2 separate regions of the Mus musculus genome follow, and region 1 is linked to region 2. A link is a loop called in an ENCODE intact Hi-C map of the cell type or tissue named here. Cell type or tissue: heart. All regions are shown on one strand. Each heading gives the region's core, and the rest is flanking DNA. Links, peaks and the distances in the headings are about the cores only.

Evidence for each region. Hi-C counts contacts between places; a loop is a spot of excess contacts. Peaks named below come from ENCODE experiments on the same cell type or tissue, not always from the same donor. Only the 100,000 strongest peaks of a DNase experiment are listed, where the experiment ranks them.
Region 1: a loop joins it to region 2, with 3 times the contacts of the local background. A loop is called at or near these places in 5 of 42 quality-filtered maps.

What each region holds. Positions count from the first base shown.
Region 1 is chr14:60,589,612-60,604,617 of GRCm38, forward strand. It overlaps a transcript of Spata13 not described here. Among named protein-coding and RNA genes, the nearest start is that of Gm41166, 26 kb to the right of the region's middle. In heart, for the core only: no CTCF peak of the experiment used is centred there; a DNase peak (open chromatin) is centred at 9,640; H3K27me3 peaks cover 580 bases.
Region 2 is chr14:60,673,309-60,688,314 of GRCm38, forward strand. All of the region lies in intron 1 of Spata13 (spermatogenesis associated 13), which reads left to right. Gm41165 (a long non-coding RNA gene) reads right to left here and starts at 10,984. Exons shown (of 3, transcript XR_003951186.1): 1 at 10,785-10,984; 2 at 7,824-7,922; 3 at 5,348-5,843. In heart, for the core only: no CTCF peak of the experiment used is centred there; DNase peaks (open chromatin) are centred at 9,243 and 9,433.

The sequences.
Region 1 (15,006 bases), core at 8,118-10,617, 84 kb before region 2:
TCCTTGTAGAGAGTTTGTGCTCACTCCCATTCAGGGCTAGGCCTGATTTTTCTTCCAGCCTCAGATGCTGTGCTTTTAAACTTGCGAGTCTGACAGGGAACAGGCCATCTTGCTTCAACTTGAGGCTGCACTTCTTGTGAGCTATGAAAGCCCTGCTTGTATGGTGAGTGGGTAGGTAGGGGGCACCTAAGGGCACTTCCTTTACCTTTGCTGGATCCAGGTAGAGAAAAGGAGTTGGAAAACCAAAGCCTGAAGAATGGGTGTAGCCTGGGCTCCCGCACAGCCTGGCTCGCCCTGAACTTTTACTCCATAAGGCAAGGCGGTGGAGGATCATGGCTTGCAGGTAAATGAGTGTTGTTATGTATTCATCAAAATGTTATGGAATGTCACCATGCGGTAGGCCTTATGCAGGTTCATGGGAACACTGAAATATAAGACATATGCCCCTGTTGCAGGACGTTTGAAAGGTACTTGGAAAAGAGCAATGATGATAGAGAAATGATTTTATGATCTTAAAGGAGATCACACACAGGAAGAGAGCGCGTCTGCTCAGGGGATAACCTTGGGTAAGGAACAGTCACCTTTTGGGCCTTGGAGCGCTTGCTAGGACTGTTGTGATGTTCTCCCGGGTATTTGTGAAGTGTTGGAGTAGTTGGTGGCACTGTTTGGAGAGGTGTGGGAGGTGCAGCCTTGCTGGAGGAAGTATGTCACTGGGGGCCGGCCCTGGTGGTTCTTGTCTGGTTGGCTCTCTCTGCTCTCTGTGTGTGGAATTATAGTCTCTCAGCTTCCTTCTCCTACGCTTGCTACCATGCCTTGCTGCCTTCGTAACTCTTATCCCTCTGCAACCAGAATCAAAGCAAACTTTCTCTTCCACAGTTGCTTTTGGCACCACAATGACAGTAACCGTCTAAGTTACTGGTACATGTTTGCTTTGTCTGTGGATGTGACATCTCGTTGATTTCCTCCTTATTAATAAAAAGGGAACAGGGAAAATGTTTCTAATTCTAACCAAATAAACTATAATGTTTTCCGTTTTGTTTTTATGTTTTATCTTAACTAGGACATTGCTTTTGAACGTAGGTCTTGCTTGCTGAATCCGCCTTCCTGCGGGGACTTTTATTACTTCTGTATTGTTTTATGCAACTGAATCTTCTGCTCCCCCCTTTATTTTCTTCTCTGACTCCATCTTTGCCTTTCCTCCCCGGACATGGCAGCTGTATAAGGTGCATTTTTGGAGGCATTTGCTAGCATCTGGCTTGAGGTACTTTTTCTCCCTGTTTATAGTCCAAACTGACTCAGAGATTCCTCGTTTACATGGGTTCTGGTATTCAGGTTAGACCAAGTCTGTGTCACCTGGCGAGGCTCTGTCTCACTCTTTCCATCCTCTAGAAAGTTTGAATTGTAGATTCCCCTTGATTCATGTCCTGATAAACCCATCTTAAGGCGCCTTTAAACACAAAGCCTGCCAAGTATCAGCTTCAGCAACACAGAGCTCTGTAACCACTGTCACTCTCCAGCACTGAACTAGAAAGATCAAGCCAAGCCCTGCTGGCCAGGGCCAGGGATGCAAATTCAAAATCAAAGCGCAGTTTACTACTGAAGCCCGTCGCTTTGCCATATCATAGATAAGCAACGGTAACTTGAGCATCCCAAGTTGGGAACCATCAGCATTCAGAAGTCACTGTCCTTGGGAGGTGGGGGGGGGGGGGGAGGGATGAAGATGAAGGGGACTTCACTCTCATGTTTTGTTCTTTAGAGATGGTGTTTGCACACTTGACTACACTTTCTCTGGAGTCCAGAATATCCTCTTCCTTAGTGGTCCTTGACTCTTGCTATTTCTGAGCATCCTTGTTAGTGAAACGATGCTGCAAGGACAGAGTGTTCTGTCTTCTAGTAGCACAGCAAAACTGTGCTGTTCGGCTTAGCCACTTTCTACCTCTAACAAGACCAAAGCCTATTTCCGAATTCGCCAGGCAGTGACCCTGGTTACACTGAGCTATGAGACATTGGTGTCCTCTTTCCAGTCAGAACAACGGTAAGTGTGCTTCACGCTGCGCTCCCACATCCTTGTAAACCCTGTGACTCCATGATTGCCTCCCGGTTCTTGTGCCAAACACCAAAAAAGAGGTAATCACCATTTTTTAAAATAAATGAACTAAGTGTTCTGATCTACTGGCCACGAGCAGTTCTTTCATGTCTAATAAGCTGCTCGTACCGGTCAGTGTCTGAGCAGGGCCCGCCATCTCAGCCCCACTGCCTTCTCAGGTCTGGTCTGCCATGCTGTCCCCTTAGAAGCCGAGGACTGACTTCCAGCTGTCCCTGGTGTCTTCACTGCTTTTGTCCAGATTCTCGTGTGATATTTCCACTGCTTGGCCACCAAGACCTGTGCTCTCTATGCAGAAATCCGTGGGCTCAGTTTGAGCTTTTTGTTGTGGTTTGAGAAAAAGCTTGGACGGAGATGGACTTGTCTAGCTCCGAACATGCAGTGATAGCTGCCTGGCCCTGGTGAGGGTCTTTCAGCTACATCACAGAATGATGAATCCCAGGATAGCGTGTGTGGGAAAGATCACATGGAGAGACAGGGAGCTGGAGGTTTCAGGGAGATGCCAGGCCTCTTTGAAGCAGAGCATTCCAGATACTAACCAGTCTCCTGAGCACATTTATCCTAACGAAGGGCAGTGGCCCGAGTGACCTAGCCACCTTCCCTTAGGCCTCAGCTCTTAAAGGTACCACCTCCTCAATACTACCACACTGAACACTAAACTTCCAGCCTGTGAATATTGGGACACACATCACTTAAAAACCTGTCTTACAGTTCATACCCACAGTCTTCACTTAACAGGAGAGGCTACTTACTGTGAAGGGTCACAGGCAGGAAAGCCTGGTTTCCAGGAAGCTGAGTTCACAGAAATAGCATACTCAAGGAAGTAGAGCCTAGCTAGCCCTAGGCAAGTCCTGACTCTCTCCTACCGCAGTGTTCCTAAAACAGGGTTTAGAAGGCTAGCTAGACCGTGTTCGCTTGAAGACTGAGTTTAGCTGTCCACTTTGCATGGCGTATGCAAAGTAAGTAGCAAGTTTTGCATCAGTTATTTAATATCGTAGGGAAAACATTTTGGCCCATATCTTCCTTTTTAAACATCAAATCGCTTTTGAATTGGCTGTTGATGAAAATGACTTCTTGACTAGTGACTATGTTATCTTTTCAACCAAAACACAAATAGAAAGCCCAGAGAATGTATTATGTAAGTTTGTAAAGTGTTCCCTGTGGTTGTGGGCTTGGTCTTCTGTGTGGATTGCTTCCTGCTGGAAATGTGTTCTACGAGTCTGAGGGCAGAACACTAACTTAATTTTTCATCTGTGGAGCAGTTCGGCAAGTTCCTGTGTGCTGCTGTTGCTGATGAGTGATGAAGAGTGCGGTCAGATTTTATCATTTGGGCATGCTGCCAGGCAATGCTTTGGCTCTCTAGCAGCAGCCTGTGGAAACACTGCCAAGCAGCTCCTTGAAAGTCTGTGAAAGGCGGGTGGGTGTGGACACACGCCTGAAATCCTAGCACCTGGGTGGCAGAGAAAGCAGGATCCGAGCCCAGGCTACCAGGGGAGACCCTGTTCGAACAAGCAACAAAACCTTGTAAAACAGAAAACCTAAAGATCCTGACATTCAGAGAAGATCTCTGACTGTACAGGGAGGCTGGCCCAACACTGAGCAGCTCTAAGCATGAGTCCAGATGCTGAACTCAGTAGCTGTCCCAGCCCGGGCAACTCCTCTTCTGCCCACCCAGGCTCTGGCAAATACTTCCTAATTATTAAATAACTTGTTTCTAATTTACAGCATTTATAGTTGTTAAAAAAAAAATCGGCAGAAGGGCTGGCGAGATGGCTCATCAGGTAAGAGTACTGACTGCTCTTCCAAAGGTCCTGAGTTCAAATCCCAGCAACTACATGGTAGCTCACAACCACCTGTAATGAGATCTGATTCTCTCTTCTGGTGTCTGAAGTCAGCTACAGTGTACTTATGTATAATAATAAATAAATCTTTAGGCTGGAGCGAACAGGGACTGAGTGAGTGGAGTTAACCGAAGCGAGCGGGGCCGACTGGAGCAAGCAGAGGTCCTAAAATTCAATTCCCAACAACCACATGAAGGCTCACAACCATCTGTACAGCTACAGTGTACTCACATACATAAAAAAATAGATAAATATTTTTTAAAAAATACACAGAAGAGGGACAGCTCTTGGAAGACATGAATTACTTTTTGATGTGTTCAGGAATTAAAGAACGTGGGGTGGTTGACTTGTTTTTCTTGTGTGTATAGTTTTTGGTTTTGTTTTGTTTTGTTTTGTTTTGTTTTGTTTTGTTTTGTTTTGTTTTGTTTTGTTTTGTTTGAGACTGGGTCTCACGATATAGCCCAGGCTAGCAGAAACTCAAAACCCTCCTGCTTCCGCCTCCTGAGTACTAGGTACAAGCACATGCCTCCATACCTCTGGAACAACAGCAACAAGTGTCTGAACACAGGTACTCAATTCACTAAAGCTTTGCCTCATCAAGAACACAAGACAGATGTGACATGGGTTTTCACTGGTGGTTCCTCAGCTTGTCGCAGCCTTCAGTCTCCTGAAGTCACATCGAAGCTTGTGGGGCCTCTACTCCTGGGTATGTGGAGTGAGTCCTGAGAATTGGTGTTTCCTTGTTGATGGTGGCGTGTCAGGTTCTAGGACCACTGAGGACTTCTGTGAAGGGGCTGGGAGCACAAGAGGGCTTGAACACCTAGCACGATGCCAGCACCTAGCACACAAAGAGCAACTTGTATTAGGCACTTAACTATAACTACTCCTCAGCTTACTCCTCCTCCTGTGCACAGAGGAACCGGTTCCATAGACAGGCACCAGCTTTAAGGACAGCCCGTGCTCCAGTTGTTGGGGGACCTGCATAAAGGCTGAGTTTCACATCTGCTACATGTGTGCCATGGGACCTCAGTCCAGCCAGTGCATGCTCTTCGATTAGTGGCTCGGTCTCTGAGAGCCCTCAAGGGTATCCAGGTTAGTTGACTCTGTTGGTCTTCCTATGATGTTCCTATCCCCTTCAGGTCCTCAATCCTTCCCCCAACTCTTCCATAAAAGTCTCCAAGAGCTCCATTCAGTGTTTGGCTGTGGGTCTCTGCATCGGTCAGTCAGATGCAGGGCGGAGCCTCTCAGAAGACAGTTATGTTAGGCTCCCGCCCATAAGCATAACAGAGTATTATTAATAATGTCAGGAACTGGTGCCTGCCCATGGGATGGGTTTCATCGGGCTGGTTATGGGTTGGCCATTTTCTCAGTCTTTGCTCCACCTTTGTCCCTGCAAAGACAAAGGGCAAATTGGGACTGGGAGGCAAGGGGGGTGGAATCACAAATACATATGATTATAAAATTAGGATTTAGAATAATGAGGAGGAGGAAGAGGAGGAAGAGGAGGAGGAGGAGGAGGAGGAGGAGGAGGAGGAGAAGAAGAAGAAGAAGAAGAAGAAGAAGAAGAAGAAGAAGAAGAAGAAGAAGAAGAAGAAGAAGAAGAAGAAGAAGAAGGACGATGACAACAACAACTTTACAAGGACCACCTCCTCTAAGTCACTCAGCACTTACCAAACAGATGCTTGTTTCCATTCTACAGTAAGAAAGAAGGAGCTTAGCAAGTGTGCAGTAAGCAATGACATAGACTTTGAGGATTAAATTGAATATTAGATAGATGAATAGATAGATAGATAGATAGATAGACAGACAGATAACTAGGCAGGCAGGCAAGCAGGCAGACTGACTCTTAGACAATGTTTTCTTTTACTTATTAAAGTTCTTACCAAATTCTTGCCAAGGCTATACTTGGGAATATTTTTTTTTTTTTTAACAAAGAGGATGAATGCTTTATTTGTTTCTCAGTGTTGCAAAGCCGGTGCTTCACGGTGGGAAAACAACAGCCAACACAGCACATGGTGAAACAAAGACAGTACTCTCCTGCCTCTGACACTGTACAACACTTCCCTACATTCCTAGGCATTTCCGATGAGAAGACACTAAGTCTCTGAGCCAAATCCAGTGGTGGATATGGGCAAGTTACAAAATTATGTAAGATACGCTACTGTTATCTTGACTTATGAAAGTCTTATAACCGGTAGGTAGGGTTGAGACCATGAAGCTGTGGCTGGTCTAGAACTCGTTGTGTAGCCTGACCTTGAACTAACATCTGCCTGTTGCGTGCTGGGATTAGAAGGTGATCTGTCACTAAACCCAGCCTCATAACCACTTTTCACTGCAGATGTTCTTATGAATTCTAAACACCAGGGCTTAACCCGTTGTCTAAATACTTAGTATGGCAATTATCAAAAATCTGTACACTGTGTTTATCTGCATCCTTTAGGAAGTTGGGGGTGGGTCTTAAGTAGCACTGTCAAGAACAGTTTCTTTCCATCAGTATTGCTAAAAGTTATTTCAAGTCCTCTACTCTCCACCAGTTTAAGACAAGCATGCTGGAATAGGTCGCATCCAGTTTTCTCTGGAAGTGGAGGGGTGTCATGGTCACCCCTCAGTGGACTTCATGTACTTCTCATATGTTTCTTCACTCATGAATTCATCCGGCTCTGAAGGGTTGCTCAGTTTCATGCTGGTCAGCCAACCGTCTTCATAACAGGATTTGTTGACGAGCCCTGGGTTTTCGGCAAGTGCTTCATTGACTTCGGTTACCTCTCCTGACGGAGAGGAGAGGAGAGCTCACTGGCAGCCTTCATGCTCTCCAAAGCGCCAAACTCCTCTTGGTTTTTTGGGTTTTTTTTAAAATACTTTTTTTTTAAAGATTTATTTATTTATTATATGTAAGTACACTGTAGCTGTCCTCAGACACTCCAGAAGAGGGAGTCAGATCTCGTTACGGATGGTTGTGAGCCACCATGTGGTTGCTGGGACTCGAACTCCTGACCTTCAGAAGAGCAGTCGGGTGCTCTTACCCACTGAGCCATCTCACCAGCCCCGGTTTTTTGTTTTTGTTTTGTTTTGTTTTTTCAATTTTGTCCCAACTCCAGGCAGACGACAGTAAACAACATCTCCCAAAGCTTCCTGTGCAAAATCACCGATTCCCACCATTCCAGCACCTTCCTCTGTTGTTATCCATTCATGTTTCTCTGTCATTTTACGCACCGACAGCAAAACAGATCCGGTGTGCAGTGAGTGGCACTCAGCGCCCAGGGTCACAGCGAGCAGAAGGCCAGCAGGGTGGTGCACAGGCTGTAGGCCACACAACCCGCAAGCTCCTCGCAGCAACATGATCAGAGGGTCCGGAGGGTAACTGCGCGTCACCTCTGCCATCAGGCCGGCTGGGAATATTTTTGAAAAAGGAAATGTTTATAAAAATCTAAAAGATGTCTTCAAATATATATATCCTAAGGTGTCTCTGTAAATAAAATGCTGGATATTTTGTTTGTTTCCTAAGTAGCTGCAGGACATTAGGTCTGCAGAGCCTAACATCTAGCAATCCCTTTCAAGCGATGTTTATCTAGGGCTTTAAAGAAGCCTTTGTCCCCAGTCCGAGGTAGCCTCTGCATAGTGTCAGCCACTGTCACTCCAAAAGAATCCTCACAAGTGGCCAATGGCTCCCTCAGAAAACCCAGGGGCTCTCCAGGTTCCCCTAACTGGCTTTTCTAATTTAGCTAAGGCTTTTGGACACGTCCCTAAACTACTGGTGGGACACATCCTCTCTGCAATCTTCACTTTCAACAGTTGTTCTGAAAGCTACAGAGATGCCTAAGGCTGAGTGGGAGGCCAAGAAGGGGACTTCACCCAAACTGCCTGCAGTCCCCTCAAGGGACAGCAGCCTGCAGTCAGCTGGGGAGCTGCACCCACAGACCTTCTTAGTAGTGATTCCATCTGCCTCTTAATCAGAACCCAAAAGCCCTGGCTTTCTTCACATAGCTATGGGTATCAGTTGTCTCCCACAGACAGTGTAACAAGAAACTGTTGCCAAATTGGGTGGGGTGGGGGGGTTGATTTGTTTATTTCAGCTATCTGGAGGCAAATGGATGGGCTCACACCCTGCTGTGATGGGTGCCTGGCATTTGAGTCGGCTGGGCTTCCTGCTTCCCCTGGGCTCTGGGAGTTCACTTTCCTCCAGCGCTTAGTTTCCCATTAATGATTGCTGAGGAATTGGAGTGAGACTGGGAGAACTTCAAAAGCTCCTTGCCTCTGTGAATGAGCAGTTTTACGGAGAGTTGTCTAGACTACGACTGGCTACTGGCTCTCTCTGTCATTGTTTTTCTTGGAGGAAGATTTATGTCTCTCATTGTCTTTTCTTCACCTCTGTCCCTAATGTACCAACAGCAACCACAGGGAAAACAGCTTTCCCCACATTTTCCATGGAAGAGGCTTTGTGGGCGGACTGCTGAGATTCAGATTCTAGCTCGGCCAGTCACTAGCTGTGTGACTTCCGGCAAGTTTCTCTATCACACCAGCTTGCTCACCTGTAAAACGTCTATGATGATAATACCCAGTCCCTGGAGTCCCATGGAGATTAAATGAGATTAAATGTTCAGGGACCAGTGAGGTGGCTCAGCATCTGCCACTCTGGCCAGACAACCAACGTTTGACCCCCATAAAGGTGGAAGGAGGTAACACACACCAGGGCTCCTGTGCCCCTCCCTCTTTGTGCACACATGCACAATAATAATAATTATGAAATTTCAAAACAGAAACAAGATTAAACATTAACACTTGCAAATGCTAACAGAGACTGGGCACACAGTAAGTGTAGTCAGTCTTCCACGTCCAGAGACTACAACCGACGACAGGAGGAGATGTATATCTTTTTAAACTGTGTATTTGCTTGGTGTTGGGTAAATAGTTCCTTTAGTTAAGTGTTTTCTGCGTAAGCGTGAGAACCTGAATTAAATTCCATGTGCACACTTAAAACAACAGGCAAGGTGGCACATGCTTGTAATCCCATAGGGAATCAAAGATGGTAGGTTCCTGGGGCTCACAGGTCACCCAGCCTAGCCTAATTGGCAAGCCCTGGGTCCCAGGGAGAGACCATGCCTCAGAAGACAAGGGCTTCTGAGATTGAGTCATGGCTGACCTCTGACGTCCAAAGACTTGAGAGGACATGTGCAGGACACCTGCGCATACACATGCATTGTTTGTGTGCCCGTGTGTGTGTGTGTGTGTGTGTGTGTGTGTGTGTGTGTGTGTGTGTGTGTTTGCGCTCCCGCAAGTGCATGGGTGCTTGCTCTCGTGAGTGTGTGCTTTAAACATATGCAGTCTCTGTTGTCATTCCTTAAAGAGAACAGTCTATTTACTCTGTGCTATTTGCAGGTTAGCTACAGGTGATCTAAGGTATTGAAAAGGAAATGTGTAAGCCCTGTGCAAAAACTGCACCACATGGCACAAAGGCTCGAGCACCCCGGACTGGGAGGAATCTGCTGGAAGGAAGGTTCAACTCTGTAACTGCCATTGTTGCTGCAAATGCTCCACATGGAAACCAAAGTAGCCTTCGAAAAGCTTGCAAACTGCTGAAGCTGAGGGCATGCTGCCTCAGAGTCCTTGGGAGTTACTAGAAGAGACCAAACAGGTTTGCAGCCTTGGCTTCAGGAAGGTGACTGGAGCCAACATCAGGAGCACTGATTGTGGGAAGTTTCCTGGGCTAGAATTTCTGGGGCAGGAGGAGGCAGGATAACAATGAAGAAGAGGAAGTGGGGCCGCCTTGGCCTTGCTGGCTTTTTATTTTTTTCTCTTTTTTTAATTAAAAAAAAATAGAAGTCACCAAAGCAACATAGGTCCATTGGGATACACAGGAATGTTTAAAGTAGAAAATAAGTCCTTAAATGTTCCTCCACCACTAAGACAAAAGGATGGACCATCCAGAGACTACCCCACCCAGGAATCCATCCCATAATCAGCCACCAAACCCAGATACTATTGTATATGCCAGCAAAAGTTTGCTGAAAGGACCCTGATATAGCTGTTTCGTGTGAGGCTATGCCAGTGCCTGGCAAATACAGAAGTGGATGCTCACAGTCATCTATAGGATGGAACACAGGGCCCCAATGGAGGAGCTAGAGAAAGTACCCAAAGAGCTGAAGGGGTCTGCAACCCTATAGGTGGAACAACAATATGAACTAACCAGTACCCCTGGAGCTCTTGTCTCTAACTGCATATGTAGCAGAAGATGGCCTAGTCAGCCATCATTGGGAAGAGAGGCCCCTTGGTCATGCAAACTTTATATGCCCCAGTACAGGGGAATGCCAGGGCCAAGAAGTGGGAGTGGGTGGGTAGGGGAGCAGGGCAGGGGGAGGGTAGAGGGAACTTTTGGGATAGCATTTGAAATGTAAATAAAGAAAATATCTAATAAAAAAATGTTCCTCCACCCAGAGGTACTACTATTATTAATTCCCTAATGTATTTGCTGTTTCAGGCTTTTGAGATACCCTGGGCAAAAGTTGCCTATGGGAAGTGAAGGTTTCAGAACTCCAGGTATTCCAGGTACAACTCCACAAGACTAGGGTTGGCAATGGGGTGTGTTTCTAGAGCCTGTGCATCCAAACTGTCTCCACACAAAGAAGCAACAGGATTCATGAGACGTATGTCCAACAGCCTTTGCCCTCTGGCCTAGCCCAGAATGTTTGGGGTTAGTCTGCTGAGCCCCAAAGAAGATACGACTTCAACACGGAAGGCAGCTGTCTGACCCTGTGCAGAGAAAGCAGCCGATGATGGCGCTATGGCTGAAGGTTCTATTTTATTTTCAAATGTTGGAGACTGAACCCAGAGCTTCCTCTCTGCTGGACTAAGTTGGTGCATCCTAAGACTTCCTTATAGTTGTGAGATGTTGGTTTGGTTTGTCTGTTTGATCTCTACAGCCTGCAATGGTTTAGATATGGTCTGAGTATGCTTGAGAAGTTCATGGCTGGGAGCTTGCAGCTTGGTCTCCAGGGTGGAGGTGGTGGGACCTTTAAGAGGTAGAGCTTGAAGAGAAGTGATTATGTCATCAGGGGTGCCTCTCTCAGAGGGATTAATATGGTTCCCAGGGGACTGCCATCAGTTCCCTTGGGGGAGGGTTGGGGTGGGGGAGAGGTGGTGTAGAGATCCAGTCTCCCCAGATCTCTCAGGTGTCCTGTCAGGTACACTGTCATCATGGTGCCATCTGTAACATGTGGCACCGTCCATGTTTTCTGAGCCTTAGCAGAGAGGGGGATACATAGAGCCACCCAGTCTTAGATTTTCAGGCTCTAAGATTGTCAATTTAAATAGAACATCTTTCCTTGTAAAGTGTCCAACCTCAGATGTTTTGCTCTAGAAACAGACAAAAAAAAAAAAAAAAGACCACGTTAGAATCTTTCTTCTTTCCCCGCTATGAGATAAGGTGCAGGAAGAGTGGCCATGCTGTTTGCTTGAGAGATGGCTTCCCTGTGTGGCCCAGGCTGGCTGCAAACCCAAGTCTCCCACCTCAGTCTCCAGAGTGCTGAGATTATAGGCTAAGTGCCATGTTTGGTGGTTTTCACATCTCTCTGAAGTCACTGACTCCCAAGAGCAGGCTGTAAGAACCACCCCCAATATGATCGGAAACAACTTAAGACAAGGTAGAGAGGAAACACTGGCCACACCTCCTGTGCGGACGTCAGACGTCAGAATGCTGTGCTAGCTTCTAGATTTTAGTGAGAAGGGCAGCTCGAAGGTGGGTATGTCACTAGCTATCAGACATGTTTAAGTAAACAGAAGCATTCAACCCCTTCAAAATCAGAAGCATGAGGGGCTGCGGAGATAGCTCAGTGGGTAAAACGCCCGCTACAAAAGGCATGAAAACCCGGGTCCAGACAGTCAGCACCCACAGTAATAAAGCAGGATGTGGCTGCAGGCCTCTGGGAGCCCAGTGCTAGGAATGGATCCAGGACCTCACTGGCCAGCCATTCTAGCAAAAGTAACAAACTCCTGCTTAGAGAGACCCTGACTAACAACTTACATAGTGATAGAGAGAGACACCTGATGTGCACTCCTGGCCTTCACATGTGCACAGACATGTGAGTGTACCTGAGTATACACATGTACATGTGCACACAGACACATACACACACGTGTGCTCACATGCGCTCACACGCACGAGCACACATGCTTGACTAAAGAACCATGTGGTCTCTCTTTTCAAGTGACTCCTGTTATGTGGTCTCACTTTTTAAAAAAAGATTTATTTATTATATATATAAGTTCACCGGAGCTGTCTTCAGACACTCCAGAAGAGGGTGTCTGATCTCATTACGGATGGTTGTGAGCCACCATGTGGTTGCTGGGATTTGAACTCAGGACCTTCAGGAGGGCAGTCAGTGCTCTTAACTGCTGAGCCATCTCTCCAGCCCTGTGGTGTCACTTTTAATGGTTGTAATGAACCAGAGGAGTATAACTAACTACTCCTTTTTTTTGGAGGTAGAGGATGTATATAGTCATGCTTGCTTCTCTTTGTTCCTCACAGACTCCCCCAAACATCTGCAGTGCTATCAGACGTCTATAGGGTATTGACAGGTTTGTGATTGGCAGGAACTGAAGTTTCTTCCTGGGTGACAGGGGTGGAGGAGAGGAACCTCTGAGAACGTGATGGTTGGCAGGGCTCTTTTGTTCATTGTCCCTCTTTCCTTTGCTAGTGTCTCCTTTCTCCTCCCTCTTGAATGTGTCCTCTAAGGTTAACTCTAAGTTAAACATGTGCAGAAACCCAGGTAATCGTTAGAACTGGCACAGGCCAGCTGGAGCTGCTTCTTCTGTATTCTTCAGCTCTGGAGCCTATGGGGAGGTTGGTGGCAGTCATTTCCTCTAGCAAAAGTAAAGAAAGAAACCTTTAACAGTAAGAAAGGAAAAGTCTATCCATTCCAAACGAGGGTTCCATGCGGCATTAGGAGAACACAGGGACCATTGGGAGCCTCTGGGTCCAGGAAGTCCCTGATAGGCAGGAGTGAGAGGAGACACCTGCCTGCTTCCTGGCAGACACAGGTAAGTGGTGGAGTTAGGGACCAAGTTCCGAAGGTTCTCTTCTGCATAGCCTCTGCCTAGACAGAGGATGCAACTCCCCTCCAGATGGGAGACACACAGACCCTTAGCTTCTTCCCACATGCTCCAAAACTCACCCATGAGAGACCGGGTGTGCTAAGGAGTAAAGAGACTTAGGCAGAGTGGACAGTCTACCTGGTGCAGATTAATAGCCATGGAATTTCTTCCTCATACTTGGCTAATATCTCAAAATTGAGAGATGGGGGGGGGGGGCGTTGGAAAGGGGGCGGGAACAAAAAGGAGGCAGGAGTTCATCTGGAATGTAAGCAACAGGGAGGGCAAAAACCGTAAGGGAAGTTTACCTTAAGAAAGGAGGGAAGGAGCCAGAAGAAGACCAGTGCAGAGCTGAAAAGGTTGGCATCTCTCTCCAACCCGAGGGTTCTGCGAGTGTTATAATGAAATTCAGGTCAGCAAGAGAAAAATGTATACCTTGTTCATTCAGTCTCCCATGATGTGGGAAACTTCAGAAATGAAGACACAAAGGCCCTGGGGACACTGTTCATTTTTCTGCTTAACTAAGTGAAGACTGGGCAGATTGTGGGGATGTAATTCAACAAAAGGGTGCGAGGTGTGTTGGTAACAGGCTAAGGGCTCCAGCCAGGCCCGTATACTCTTGGCTCTGGGTGACAGTCCTTCCACTCAGGTTTGAAGCAGGACCTTTTACACTCTAAAATTGAATCTGATAATCCATTCTCAGACAAGGCTGGTGGACATTATCTTCTTAGCAGACTCCAACAGGGTCTGTTGTGGGGGTTGGGAGTTGGAGAATGGGACTGGAGCGATGTTCTTTGGCACTGTGGCTTTGGGAGACTTCATATCCAGCATCCCTCAGTTTAGAGCTAGCAGCCCTGTCTCAGTGGCAGTGTTCACAGAGGTGTGGCCCTGGCTTAGGAAAACCACATGAATAGTGCCTAGCCCAGCTCAGTGACAGCAAAGTCACCTTCTCTACATCCAAAGGTGAAACAGGATATTGCCAGAAGCCTGGAGATAGACAGTCTTGCCAGGGCCTGCAACAGTTACTAGAAGGTTGCAGGGAGGGGTCAGAAGTAAGATCTCATCTCCTCTTCTAGATCCTTCCAGTCCCTGCTTGTGCCATGGGATGCTGGAGTTCCAGGATTTAGCCAGATAGAGTGGTCTCTGGGGACACAGCTGGATAGGAAAGGGCGATCTGCAGGCAAGGCCAGAAGACAGAAGATGTCCTACACAGGAGGCTGAGGAAGTGAGAGGCGCTTAATGAGCCACCTCAGGTGGACTCAGAGCATTCCTAGAGGTGCCAGCCACCATGTCACCTCTCCCAAGCTGGGAAGGTGCACAGGACAGGTTGACCTCCCATCCTAAGAAGGACCTAAGATATAAATAAATATTCAAACTTATAGTATGATCATTGTTTATAAAAACTACCAAATGCAGCTTAGTATTTGCTATTATGATGTTTAGAAACTAAGAAGTTGGGATACATCTCTTATGAAATGGGATTTGGTGTGTATGTGTGTGTGTGTGTGTGTGTGTGTTTGTGTGTGTGTGTGTGTGTGTATGTGTGTGTGTGTGTGTGTATGTGTGTGTGTATGTGTGTGTATGTGTGTGTGTGTGTGTGTGTGTGTATGTGTGTGTGTGTGTGTATGTGTGTATGTGTGTGTGTGTGTGTGTGTGTGTGTGTAATTTAGTTTTATTTTATGTTCATTGGTGTTTTGCATGTGTGAGGGTTTCTGAAGCCCCAGAACTGAGTTACAGACAGGTGTGAGCTGCCATGTGGGTGCTGGGAATTGAACCCAAGTCTTCTGGGAAAACAGCCAGTGCTCCTAACCAATCAGCCACCTCTCCAGCCCCACTCTTAGTCTTTAAAACCTGCAGAGGGGTAACTTTAAGGAAAGTAATTTTTTTCCACCCTCCAAAAGCAAATAACATTTGTTGCCAGAGCCTCAGGAAAACAATCAACCTCATCTGGCTGCTGTAGCCATGGGACGAGCGCAG
Region 2 (15,006 bases), core at 8,336-10,835:
TCTTAGAAGGGAACAGAGTTCATTGGCTTTACAGAGGGAGACACTATAGAAAGGTGTTCAGTGGGGAAGTGGGCCCCTTCTCTTTGTCAAAGCTGCCACAAAAGTTTGAGTCTAAAATCTTTGTCCTCAGACTGGAGGGAGGTGAGTGTTGTCCTGTTAAGTCCATAGTCACTGAGAGTTTTCAAGATCAAAGACCTGATACTTTCTCTCTGTAAATAGTGGGCAGCTTGGGGCAGGGCAACCACCCAGAGAAGGCTGATGGATACTCCAGGTTCCTGTTGGTTCTGTACAGTGTTTCTGGTATCAGTGGATGATTGTAGAATTGAGGTTGGAGTTAATCTCATCACCTCTCAGTGATCACTAATTAGCCAGTGAGCAAACCCAAGCAGAGCCAGCAAACACAAACACAAAACTCAAAGAGCTGCCTTCCCTTCCTGTGGATGCTGCCTCATGCTAGCCAATAAGTTAAGCATGGGGGGAGTAGTGAGAGGGGCTGCTGATTCCCACATAAGCTTCAGCTGCCGGTAGCTTTAGCCTGGCTTTCTCCTTCGTGGCACCCTGATGTCTCAGTGAATCTTGATGATTAAAATGACATACTTGATGGTCCCACTGCCTATGTAGCTTTTTTTTTTTTTTTTTTTTTTTTGGTTTTTTTGAGACAGGGTTTCTCTGCATTGCCCTGGCTGTCCTGGAACTCACTCTGTAGACCAGGCTGGCCTTGAACTCAGAAATACACCTGTCTCTGCCTCCCAAGTGCTGGGATTAAAGCCGTGCGCCACCACCGCCCGGCTACCTATGTAGCTTTAATCAGCTGCCTGGAAAAGGATATTTCTAAGTGCAGAGTGAGGGGCAGTGAACCATGCCACCAGCCAGAAGAACCGATACGGTTTTAGCAAAGTTCAGAACCCGGATAAAACTCATAGTTGAAATGACAGGAGTTCAGACCAGCTCCCAACCAGGTTCCTGTCCAGGAGCACATGACTACAACACACCCCACTAAGAGTACCATGACAAGCTGTCATGTAGCATAGAGCCTAAAGTTCTCCATGCTAATGAGGTATCTGGGGGTCCTGAGTGTTTAGCCAATGAGCATCCCTTCCAAGGCATCCCTTCCTGCAGAAGGTATTTAATCTCTGGTCCACCCTGATAAGTTGTATGCATCTTCATCAGCTATGAATAAACAGTTGGGACAAGCAAGGACTGTCTCCTTCATCAAGGACCGTGTGTGTGCATGTGTGTGTGTGTGTGTGCATGTGTGTGTGTGCGTGTGCGTGTTTGTGTGTTGTGGGGTAAAGAGGTTATGTGTTTCATCATACAGAGCCACGCCTAAGTCTCCTGCAGAGAACCTCTCTTCCAGCCCCTCTGCATTCCTGACACTCGCTCAGAGCTAAGCCACCCACTCCTACCCCCCTCCACCATGTGGGTCCTGGAAACTGAACCCAGGTTAGCAGTCTTGACTGAAGGTGCATTTATAGACTGAGCCACCTCATTGACCCTGTGTCTATCTGAGCTTTAAGGAGCTATTAACCTGATGTGGTGATGCACATTTGTATCTCAGGGCTGGGGAAACTGAAGTAGGATGGTGAGTTTAAGCTCTGGTTGTCCTGCAATTCGCTATGTAGAAAGGGCTAGTCCTGAACTCCCAGATATCTACCTGCCTTTGCTTTCCAAGTGCAGGGATCCAGGGCATCTACCACCATGCTCAACCCTTATGTTGAAGTCTGTAATGGATCTTGAGATGAGTTAGTGTACTCTGTTCGGCCCAGCTTCATTGTATGGTGTGCGTGTGCAGTGTGCAGTTCTGCAGCACCATTTTAATAAACGACACCATCTCTTCCTCATTTTTGGTACCTTGTCAAGTATGAGTTGATCCAGTGATGGCTAGCATTCATTGTAAACTTGGTAGAATCTAAACTTGCCTGGAAGCTGGGCTTATAAGCATACTTGTGGGAGATTGTCTTGATTACATTCCTTGATGTGGGATAGCCTATCTTACTTATGGGTGAGATTGTTCCCTGGCTGGTACCCCAGATTATTTGTGTTTCTGATTGTGGATGTGATATGACCAGCTGCCATAAGCTCCAGCCTTGGCTTCCCCTTTATGATAGACTGTACCTTAAACTAGGAGCTAAACTAAACCTTCTCTACCATAGGTTTCTAGTGACTAGAATATTTTATTATAGCAACAGGAAAAGACACTAAGACAGCTCCCTGTCCTGTTGTGTTGCTCTCTCTATCCATTTTTATGTCCGTAGCATGATGTTTTAATTGTGATAATTGAATATAATTTGAAGTCAGGTAGTCTGATGTCAAAAATAGTTTTGCCTGTTTGGGAGCCTTTTATGGTCGCATGTGAATTTTCAGAGCTTCCCCCATTTCTGTTGTAGAGATTGTGTGGAATTTTATAGGTCACGTTGAGTAATACAAACATTTTAACTATATTAGTTTTTATACTAATAATCTTTTGTTTCATCTCTATTCAATTCCTTGGTTTAAATGTGTTTAATTTTTAAAGCTGCTCTTGCCATAGGATTGTTTTTCTTGATTTCTTTGCAGATGATTCACTGTGAGCAGATGGAAAGGCTGTTGATTTTCATGTGGTGATTTTGTCCACTGCAGCCTCGCAGCAGCGTTGATTCAGTCTAACAGTTTTGGCTATAGTCTCTGCAGAGTTCTCTCTCCATGCCGTTCTGCAAGCTGGGGCAGTATCAGTTCTTTTCTGAACCAGTCTTCCTTTCTTTCCCCTCCCTCCCTCCCTCCCTCCCTCCCTCCCTCCCTCCCTCCCTCCCTCCCTTTCTTTCTTCCTTCCTTGAGACAGGTTCTCCAATGACCCAGGTTGACTGTGAACTCACTATGTAGCCAAGGATAACCCTGAACTCCTGATCATCTTGCTCTCCCCTCCCCCACCCCCAAGTGTTGAGCGTGTAAGCATGAACTGCCACACCTGGCTGATTCCTCAATTCTTGTTGCTTCCCTAAGTGTTTTATGTTGGACTTCGATTATTACAATGACATTGTGGAACATAGACACCCTCGCCTTGTTCCTGGTCTCAGCGGGGTCGCCCTATTAACTATTGACTTCATGGCTTGTTATGCATGGCCTTTACAATGTTGGCGATCGATGTTCTTGGATGTCATACTTACTGAAGTTTTCTCCTGGATGTTGAATCTCACCCGAGGCCTTCTCTGCATCTCTTGTAATGAATGGACGAATGACATTATCCTTCACTTTGCCAGGGATCCATACTCATCAAGACTTGAGGTTTTCTTCCAAGTTGGGATATTTAAAACCCCACCCTTCTTTACTTGCTTCCCAATGGCCTCTGCGAGTCTTCAGGCTACCCCTTTGGACCTTGCCCACTGCTAGATTCATTCCTGTCTCCTGCCAAGCTCCTTCACACACATACACACAATCCGCCATCAGGCCATGTTGATAACATCCCTTACCTCTAGCCATGCTTTGGTCACAAGCCCATGCCACCATTGTCTCTCCCTGCAGCTTTGGCAGCCTCCACTGATGCCTGACAGCTTTTGATCTGCAGATTTTCTGTGCTGCCCAGCCCCTGCTGGGTGCTTCAGTGTCTAAGAGTGGGCTCTAAGTCCACCTTGTCTTACCTACATTTCTTTAGCTGGGGTCACTGCTTCACACTGTTGAAATTTCTAGTTGTTTGTTGTGACAGCTGTCCTGGTGCCTCTTCTAAGGGAGGCTGTTCAGGACCTGACACTACCCACACTGTTTTAGTCTCATACCCTCCCCCAGACACCCTGTAAGTGGCTAGAATGGGTATGCTGGCCACTGTCTTTGTACCACTGTGTTTGGCCTACACTCAGGCATGAGGAACCTAGCAAGCATTTGGTGTGTGACTGAACAAGGAAATGAACAACTCACTCCTCATTTGATGTTTGTTGTTGCTAAACAAGCAAATCAGAGGAACCCTGCTTCAACAGAGAAGGCATTCCTCCCCCCACTCCCACCCCCAAGCTGTTTGCTAGAATGACAGCAGTCTTGGCCGTCTTTGCAGGCGTCCTTACTGCCTGTGGCTCTGAGCTGCTTATTGTCTACTTACTGCCGGGGGCAACCGAGGTGGTGATTATTGCCTAGGTCTAGGTTCTCTTGCATCAGGATACTTGGTCTAAGAGGGACCATGGGCACTTGCAGAGAGACTGCCACAGCACTGTAGTCCTGAAGAGTTTTTGGAAAAGAAGTGATCCTGCCAACTTTGACAGATTGGGGGTGAAGAAATGATGTCAGGCTCTGTCTTTGCTTTTTATATGAAATTTAACATGATTCTATAGGTCACACTATATGACATGCGTGCCTGTCTAGTTTGCCAGATATTGAACCAGTGACAGATGGGCAGGTAGGGGCTCAAGTTGTTATTAGGATCATTGTCCTTGGAGTATGACTTCTGTCCTGTAGTGCTAAGATTGCTGCCATTACGAGAACTAACGAACAGCCAGTTGGAGCGAGCATGCACAGGTCTGGGGCAGCAGGTTAGTGGAGCTAACACCACAGCAGTCTAGCCTTTTCGTGTGCAGGAGCCCGCTACAGCACAGGCAAATAGCTACAGGTTCACCTCTTTGTGTGGGCCTTCGTGGTTTTGCATCTGCTGCAGCATTGAGGACAGGTCTCCTGGGCTGGGAAATTGGGGGAGGTTTCCACATGTGTTAGGAAACCTTGTAAGGGCCGAGAGCCATCAGAGGGGAAGCCAGAGAATGTCAGGGACAAAGATGCTGTCTTAAGGTTTCTGTTGCTGTGAAGGGACATCATGACCATGGCAACTCTGTTACAAAGAAAATCATTTAATTGAAGCTGTCTTACAGGCACAAAGGTTTAGTCCGTTTTATCGTCATGGTGGGAAGTCATGGCGGGCAGACATAGTGGAGAAAGGAGTACTATATCCAGATCAGCAGGTGGGGGTGAGGTGGGGGGAACGAGAGAATGAGAGAAGGGGGTAGTGACTGACTCTGGGCCTGGCTTGAGCATTTGAAAGCTCAAAACTCATCCCCAGTGACAGTTCTCCAAGGCTACACCCATACCAATATGGCCCCACCCACGCCAATATGGCCACACCTATTAATGCCATTCTGTAAACATTCAAACAAGTACCTATGGGGGGCTTGCTTTCTTTCCCTCCCTCCTTCCCTCCTTCCCTCCCTCCCTCCCTCCCTCCCTCCCTCCCTCCCTCTCTTTCTTTCTTTCTTCACCATTGCTCTCACTAGACACACCAGAAGAGGGCATCAGACTCCATTGCAGATGGTTGTGAGCCACCATGTGGTTGTGGGAATTGAACTCAGGACCTCTGGAAGAGCAGTCAGTGCTTTTAACCTCTGAGCCATCACTCCAGCCCGGGAGGTGGGGTGGGTGGGGGGACTCTTATTATGTCTTTTCAAACAACTGAAAATGTCTCCTTTAAGCTGGTCACTTCAGGTTCCTCTTTTTACTGACCCGTGACTATTCAGTTATTTTGGTATCTTACTACTGAGCAGTTAGCAGTAGATTAGCCCTGTTACCATTAGTGTCTTAGTTTCTTCCCTGTGGGTCTGATAAAATACCCCGACCAAAGCAACTCCATGATGGAGAAAGGCTGTTCTGGCTCACAGTCTGCTGTGGCAGGGGCGTCCTGATGGCAGGAGCAGAGGCAGCTAGCTGGTCGCAGTGCAGGCAGCCAGGAATCCAACAAAATGATGGGAACTGATGCTCAGCCGCTCTCCTTTGTATGCAGTCCAGGTCAGCAGCCCAGGGAATGCTGCAACCCCTCTTCAGGAGGGGCGCCTTCTCACCTGATTAACATAACCCTCACAAGTGTGCCCCAGGGCTTGTTTCATAGATGATTCTATAGCCTGTCAAGTTTAGAATCAATATTAACTATCATAATTAGGAAGTTAGATTTTTTGTTTGTTTGTTTGCTTGTTTTGGTTTGGTTTTGGTTTTTTGAGACAGTATAGCTCTGGTTGTCCTGGAACTCACTCCGTAGACCAGGCTGGCCTTGAACTCAGAAATCCGCCTGCCTCTGCCTCCCAAGAGCTGGGATTAAAGGCATGCACCACCACGACCGGCGGAAGTTGTTTATTTACATTGTGAATTTAAGTCCAATTGGGGTGATAATATGAGCATCTTGTGGTAAGAGGTATTTTAAAGTCTGAGCAATTGTCTTATAAATAGATGTTTTGATATCTATATCTCAGCTCTTGTTGAGCATATGCAAGCTCTTGAGTTTAGTCTAACCCAGGACACCCCCATCGTATCTCACAATCAGGTACAGATCTGTGTCCTTTCTGTTAGTTTAGTGGAGCAAGGCTGGGTTTAATTAACAGTAGTTAATAAAGATATTTTAGTATAGGCTTAAGTATAAGGGTCAAGCCGGGCGTGGTGGTGCACGCCTTTAATCCCAGCACTCGGGAGGCAGAGGCAGGTGGATTTCTGAGTTCCAGGACAGCCTGGTCTACAAAGTGAGTTCCAGGACAGCCAGGGCTATACAGAGAAACCCTGTCTTGAAAAACAAACAAACAAACAAACAAACAAACAAGAATTACGCATTTCTTTTTTGGGGGGGGGGGGGAAGTAAGCAAGAAACATACAGGCTCCTCCAGGAAGAGCATCTGGCATAATATATTTTCAAACTCATGATACTCTTTCGGATTCTCTGACTGCCTCATGTAGATTGGAACTGCTCACCTCCAAACTTAATAGTACCAACAGTTTCCGCCCTGATGTTTGTTTTCTGTGCCTCGGTGCAGAAGTGACACATACAATACCCCGCCTTTGGACATGTCCTTTGAGATTTCCTCTCGCTGGGTTGTGGCAGCAACCACAGCTTCCAGTGAGCTCCATGACCACTGAGGAACAAGCATTTCCTGTCTCCTTAGGTGGCCATCAGAATGTTTCCAGCTGCTGGGAGCCAGGGATGTCTCACCTAATAAAACACTTGGGGAACAGAGGTGTGGTCCCTGTGCTGTTTGGGTGTCAGTCACGGGGCAAAGATGGGAGGCACAGGTAAAGAAATGCAGGTGGAGTGTCTCAGGTTAACAGTGACAGAATGATGGAGAGGGAATCAGAAGCAGACAAGTAGGCATGGAAACATGCCCACGCTTTGTTTATTAGAAGGTGCTGGGAGTAAGGACATTCTGTGGCCCTTCCTATTCACGGCTTCTTCCTGGGTCATAGAGGAAAGAGTAGGTACCCACTAAAGACATGTCCACGCCTTGGCCCACTACCTGCCATTGTAACAGCACAGGCTGGGAAATGATAAATGATAAAAATATATTTACCAGGAGTTACAGAGACAAAGTTTGGAGCTGAGACAAAAGGATGGACCATCTAGAGACTGCCATATCCAGGGATCCATCCCATAATTAGCCTCCAAACGATGACACCATTGCATACACTAGCAAGATTTTGCTGAAAGGACCCAGATATAGCTGTCTCTTGTGAGACTAGGCTGGGGCCTAGCAAACACAGAAGTGGATGCTCACAGTCAGCTATTGGATGGATCACAGGGCCCCCAATGGAGGAGCTAGAGAAAGTATCCAAGGAGCTAAAGAGATCTGCAACCTTGTAGGTGCAACATTATGAACTAACCAATACCCCGGAGCTCTTGACTCTAGCTGCATATGTATCAAAAGATGGCCTAGTCGGCCATCACTGGAAAGAGAGGCCCATTGGACAGGCAAACTTTATATGCCCCAGTACAGGGGAACGCCAGGGCCAAAAAATGGGAATGGGTGGGTAGGGGAGTGGCGGGGGGAGGGTGTGGGGGACTTTTGGGATAGCATTGGAAATGTAGTTGAGGAAAATACGTAATAAAAAATATATATATTTACCTCAGTCCCAGAGGCTTGGCAGTCCAAGATGGAGGAGCAGCATCTAGACTCTAGATTCCAGAGAATGGAGGTCTAAGTCAAGGGCTTTTGTGCTGCATCCTAACGTAGTGAGAAACAGGGAAAGATGGAAGAAAGCAAGAGGAAGCCAAGCTTACATTCTCAGTAATGACCTTACTTCTACAATAGTGCATTAGTCTGTTTATGAGGGTGGAGCACTGGGTATAGTGATCAGTTCTCAAAGGCATAGATAGATGCTTGCTATGTCGGTTAAGTTGCAGTGTGAGATTTGAAGGGGCTCTCTATTAGCTACGTCTTCTGTCACTGTGACAGATACCTGGCAGAAGCACTGAGAGGGAGGAAAGACTTATTTTGGTTCACAGTTTCAAGGGATAGAAATCCCTCATGGTAAGGAAGCCATGATGGTAGGATGGCTGCTGTCTCTGGGAGAAGCACGAGGCAGCTAGTCACATCACAGAGGTAGACAAGAAGCAAAAGACTTGGACCAGAATTAGAAGCAGTTATCACCTTCAGGGTCTGCCCCCATAACCCACTTCTGCTTGTGTGACCTCAGTCCCCAAAGCTCCACATTGTCCCAACACAGTGCCACCAAATACATGAGACTTTGAGGGACAGTTCATAGTCAAACTCTTAACAGGGACCTTGAAACCACAGTGACCCACATAACTGATGTCTTGGTCCTTTGCAGAGAGGTTTCTGCATGGCCGGCACCTGAATGCTGTCTGTAAACTTACAATATTGCAACCAAACTCATCAACAGAATGTGCTGGCTGCTCAGGGGCCACCATGAAAGCTACTGGCCATGCATCTTTATGGGGACAAAGAATTGTGTCGCCTGCGAGACCCTTTTTTCAACACAGAGCTGCTGAAAGAAATGGGTGCTAGAGCAAGCCCTATGGTAGTTTTCTTCCCTATAACTTTCTCTTAATGGAGTTTTGTTCCAATTTCCTCCTTCCCAGTTTCCCTGTGGTTAGGCCCCATTCACTCCTTGACTCAAAAGAATGAGAATGTGCATACTGGTTGGCTACCAGAAACTTTATAAGGGGAGACCAGAGCCTCCCCTTCTAACGAAGTGACTCTAGATCCACTTCTGCCAGACCAAGACATACCTGTGGCGGGGGAAGGGTGAGCTGCCTAGGCCTTACGGATAGCTGGTTACCACTGGCTGCAGTCACTGGTGGTGCCATTGCACGCTATTGTCAAATGCCTAATAGTAAGGTCTGTGCCAAGAGTTGTGAAGGGCTCTGCAAGAAGACGTGTCCATGTGTTAGCTCTAGCGGAGGAAGGCAGCTTAGTGTGACAACAGAGAGTGTTTTGGCTACAGTGTAGTGTTGATGTGGTGATCTGAGCTGCCTGGCTGCCCAGGGCAGGGCGGGGTGGGGCCCCTTCTGGACCCTTGTCTTTTCCGGTAGAAGGACACGCTGCTGTTGCCTTCCCTGAACCGTGGACTTCCTTGACTCTTGGATGGAAACCAAGCAGAAAGCTGATCTCTCAAACCAGAGATAAAGTTAGTACAAAAAGCAAAGACTCTCTGAAATGTGGAAGTGCGGGGGAAGCACAGCACACGCCCCTGTAAACAGTTGAACTGTGGCGCCTATGCTCTCCTGTCCCTCTTGGGCATTTCTGTGTCAGTGGCACCATCAGCCTGAGCCTGGGAGCCCACTGGCACACAGCCCGAATCTGACCGGTCTGCTTCCAGCAAGCAGAGGCAATTGCTTTTGGTCCAGTGACCTTCCAAGTGCCTCCAAGATTAAGGCCACCCATCTGGAAAAAGCTTTCATTGCTCTGAATGGCGAGTGCAGGAGGCAGAGACATAGGCTCCATGGTGACTTCTGTCTTGGCATTGGTGCAAGCCTTAGGTGGCCTTGGCTGGTGGCCGCTTCAGGATTTTACTGCTGTCACAGAGGCAAGTGAACTACGGGTAATCTAGACAAGCCACCTGACAACGTTAGATGGCACTTTTTCAAGACTCTTTGAGCCCCTGAGTTCATATGAGGTAAAGGAAGGAAGGGGCAGAGCCTGTACCTGTCGTCCCTGAGTGGGCATTACCTGCCTGCTTCTGTATCTCATACCACACCTGCACGAACCCCTACTTCAGAGACAGCAAGAAGATTTTCTCTAGGTTTAAAGCCTACCTTTGAAATCTCCATTTTCATCCCAATTTCTCCAAGGAATATAGTTTAGCCCCATAACCTAGATAAGGAAAGCGTGGGACCATAGCATGCTTGTATGAAATTGACATATTTTTCAAGTGCACAATTATTGTATCTTAAGCAGTTACCCAGATTCACGTCTAATGCATAAACATTTAGCTTCTGTCATTGGATATTTAAATGAAGCCACAGCACATGGCTTCAGAAACCACCTGTCTCCTTGCATGGGATATTGCTGAGTCCCAGATACTCAGGTGAGCCCCCTGCCCCCCCCTCCTCGCTGAGCTGCATGTGCATAGTGAGGCTGGCAAGGAGGGAGTCCTGTGAGTCTGGGGAGTAAACCACTTTGCCCCCTGGAATTCCAAACTCAAATGCATATGACTGCAGCAACATTGTAAGTTGGGATAAAGTGAAAACTGTATTATATAGCTATGATATAATCAGATGGGATGGCCTAAACTCTAATAAGGAATGAACAGAAATTTAAAAAACGACAACACCCTCCCATAAGTACGCTCTCTCTTATATGGAAATAGATTATTTATTTGGAATACAACCAGTTCTCAGAATGCAGGGTGCTAAAATGCTGGCTTCTGGCCCCTGTCTTTACCGGTGCCCTGCAGTAATACTGAAGTGACAGGAAGGTGAGGGCTCCTCTCGGGAGGCACGTCGGCTTGGCCGTCAGGAGCACACATGTCATTCTGTGGATGCCACACTGGAATGGATTATGTGTGTTTGAGGTGAAGGTGTGTACTTGGTGCTGTGTGGTACTTAGAATTTTAGCACTTACTTGCATGCGTTTGAGCTGCACGACTCCTTGTTCCCACAGCCGTCACAGCTTGCGGACAAAAGCCGAGTAATTGGATATTCAGGTGGCACAGAATAGGCATCTGTACTGTTTGCCAAGAAATGGAAAGCCTTGAAAAGCCGAAATATGATGCATGCATTTGCACCTAGCTTCCTGCAGGAAATACGATGCATGCATTTGCACCCAGCTTCCTGCAGGAAATACGACGCATGCATTTGCACCCAGCTTCCTGCAGGAAATACGATGCATGCATTTGCTTCCTGCAGGAAGAGGTTCAGAAGGTATTAAGCCTGTTCCTGCGTCACTCAGGTGTGCTTTGACTTGCAAAGAAATTAATTGCACATTTACAAAATCAGCATACAAATCATTAACTTCGATCAATAAATTGATTACTAGTTAAAATGAAAGGCCTGGGTGTGGTAGCTCATATCTGTAATTCCAGCACTTGGGAGGGCTGAGGCCTAAGGATTCTTGTGAGTTTGAAGCCAGCTTAAACTATACACTGAGCTTCACAGGCAGTGTGTGATACACAGTTAAGCCTTGTCTTTAAAATAAAAAGTGACTGAATATTGTTACTAGCTTAGTAATTATCAGCATTTTAAAAGTCGTTTGTAGAACAACATGCTATTGCTGTCACAACATAAACAGACCTGTTTATAGCATAATTAAAATGTAGTTAGGCGGGCTGGCGATATAACTCAGCAGGTAAGAGCACTGACTGCTCTTCCGAAGATCCTGAGTTCAAATCCCAGCAACCACATGGTGGCTCACAACCACCCATAATGAGATCTGACACTCTCTTCTGCTGCTGTCTGAAGACAGCTATAGTGTACTTATTTATTATAATAATAAAAATAATAATAATAAAAAATCTTTTTTAAAAAAACAGTACCACCAAACACTATAACCTTCAGTTTCATGGTTGAAAATAAATTTCAGTAATTTCAATACTTACCTCTCTGAAACAGTTTTCATAGTATTCTCCTCTCCTCTCCTCTCCTCTCCTCTCCTCTCCTCTCCTCTCCTCTCCTCTCCTCTCCTCTCCTCTCCTCTCCTCTCCTCTCCTCTCCTCTCCTCTCCTCCCCTCCCCTCCCCTCCCCTCCCCTCCCCTCCCCTCCCCTCCCCTCCCCTCCCCTCCCCTCCCCTCCCCTCTTTTGTGCGTGTGTGTATCTGTATCACCCATCTAGATATCTGTTAATCATCTATAGCTATCATCTGTCTTATCTATCTTGGTATTTCTGAGACAGCGTCTAGTATATAGCCTAGGCTGACCTAGAACTTGTCATATTACTCAGACTGGCGCCAAACTCCTGGATCAGCTTCTTAAGTGGTGGGATCACCTTGAGCCTCTACACCTGATGTAGTCTTTCTTGGTCCCAGTAGCATTGGTAGCCACTACTGTATGAAACACCCTAGGGGACATAGGACGGCTCCCATAGAAAAGCTATGTGGCCTCAGACTGATCTAGCTGATGTGTGCAGAACACATAGTGTTATCCCCATCCTCAGTCTGCCCGTCATTCACCTGGTGGATGATGAGGACGGCGAAATCAGACTTGATTTTGTTTACTTTAACACACTTTTCAAAGTCTTCAGAGATACTTGGAGAAAGCAGAGGAGGAGCAAAATGCTGGGCCAGGGTGGTAAGCAGTAGGACCAATTGAGCTACATAGAAGGTGCTGAGAACCAGAGAAAGGGCTCCTGTGTTAGAGAGGGAGGGAGAGTTTCTCAAGAGCCTCCTCACTTGAGTTAATGATGTCATGGCAAAGTACATGCCTATGGAACAGGCAAAGAGAACTGCCTCTAGCTATTGCAAAGAGACTCCAAGACAGGATTTTGTGTATTCAGTTGGGCAAGTTGGCAGATGTGCAGCTGACCCCTACACTGGAGGGGAGGAATGGTCACTTGAACCCACAACCTGAAAGAATCTGAGACGTAAGGGGACAGAGCCAAAGCAGAGACAGATGTCACCCACAGAGGTGCTGGGGCCTCCTTCCTCCCACTCCCAGATCCCCGCCCACACTTGGCTCCCACTGACCAGACCTATCAGATGCCTTTAGTCATGATAGCTTGGAATTGTGATCCCCTGCAGGAGAGAGAATCCGAGAGCAGAAGAGGATCTGCAGTGGGGTCAGCCTGTGGCCTAAAGGAGTAACCCAGGGGCGGAGAGCTTGCCTCACTTGCGCAAGACCCTCAGTTTTCATCGTCGTCGTTGTTGTCGTTGTGGTTGTTTGTTTTAGTAAGCACCACAGAGCCAAACAGAATGGAGCCTGGCTGGGGAGAGGTCTGGAGACCTGCAGCCAATGACATGGCATTCCAGTGACAGTTCCATTTGCAGACCAGGAAGTACTCCGGTGACAGAATGAAGGCTGGAGGATGGGGGGTGATTGGGATTACAAGATGGGAGGGAGCCAGGGCAGACTTGTCCAGAAGGAAGGCGCCTCAGGCTAGGGATAAGGTAGTGTGCCACTCCACATCCCTGGAGGTCTCGTGAGCCAGGCAGTGATGGTCTCTGAGACTTGGTGGCCACAGAGACTGGGGCAGAGGGCTGAGAAGGTCTCTAGGTTCTGGCCGATAGGTGACAATCCTGAACTAACTCCATGCCCAGTCACTGTACTCTAACTGCTGGTCGCTCATCCCCACCCATCACCTAGTAATGGTCCGCATCAGTCAGACTGAGACCTCAGATCGTGCTGAACCTAAAATGTGTCCATCGTTTGAGTTGCCGACACCTCTCCCTTTGTGCTTCCGGGCTGTTGCTAAGTGAAACCAGGATTACTTGAACTCAGCACTGCAGTGCCACCGACAAGCATTCTGAGACAGATGGCTACTGAATGCCCAGTAGGAGAGAATGTAGTGTACGAGGCGTGGGTAAGCCAGGCAGAATGACAGTTTATATCCTAGCCAGGACAGGGAAGGATGGTGCAAGATGCAAAGAAAAACCTATGAATTGCCTGCTTTCGGGACACTCGTTTTAATGATTTTTGGGTCTTTTGTCTGAATGTAAGTGGAACCATGGAGATGAACGGGGATGTGCGGCTGTTGCACGGTAGTCCCCAGCCTCGCTGGTTTTCGGACGAGCATCGGATGTGCTCCGAGGTGGTGTCCGTAGCCCAAGCTGATGCATAATTTTACCCCTCTGACATTTCTGGTTCTAATTGAAATGAGTTGGTCACAGCTGGTTTTGTAGAGATTTCTCATTACGAGTGGGGAGAAACATTCCACTGTGGAGTTCATTCACCCCGGAGGCCAGCTTGTGGGCAACTGGATGTCACAATATTCCCATCTCGAATTCTTTCTTGGAGTTCCCTTCAGAAGCATCTCTGGCAGGGGTCCCATGATTTATCAGGCTTGCCATGGAGCCAGTAATTGAATTGCGACCCTTGTTAGTTAATGGGGGTCAAAGCATCGGTTCTCAATAACGCAACTTGGTGTGTTCCTCGGAGATTCTGGGAAAGCTTTTGTTCCTTCCTGTGACTTTCACTTTCCACTCTAAAGCAGTAAACAGCCTTGCTTGGCTCATGGACAGACAGTAAGTACATCGTTAGCTTTCTAAACCCATTCAGATGGAGTCTGGATCTAAATTTACGTGTTTTTTTTTTAATAGTAAATGCTTACTGGTGTAATAAAAATGTAAGCATCTTCAACCTAGAGAAATAGGGGCAAGCAGTGCCTAGAGTGCTACTTGGGTGGCTGAGGCAGGAGGATTGCTGTTCAAATACAAACTTAGTGAGACCCTGTCTCAAAGTAAAAAAGTAACGAGACAAATAACAACGACCCAGTATCATTGGAAAAAAGGGCTGTGATACAGTTCAGTGGCGGGAGATGTTTGTCTAGCATATGTGAAACCTCTTAAAATGTAATCACCAGCCGGGCGTGGTGGTGCACGCCTTTAATCCCAGCACTCGGGAGGCAGAGGCAGGTGGATCTCTGAGTTCGAGGCCAGCCTGGTCTACAAAGTGAGTTCCAGGACAGCCAGGGCTATACAGAGAAACCCTGTCTCGAAAAACCAAAAAAAAATAAAAATAAAAAAAAATTTAAAAATGTAATCACCAGTTGAAGAAACACACACAAGTATGTCATGATCTGTCACCTAAGTAGATACAGTCAGGAAAACTGATGCAGTCTTGTATCAAGATAATAGTCTTGAGTAAGCTGAAGTGTTCAGTCTCATGGTTCTCAAACCTTAACAGCCCATAGATTTG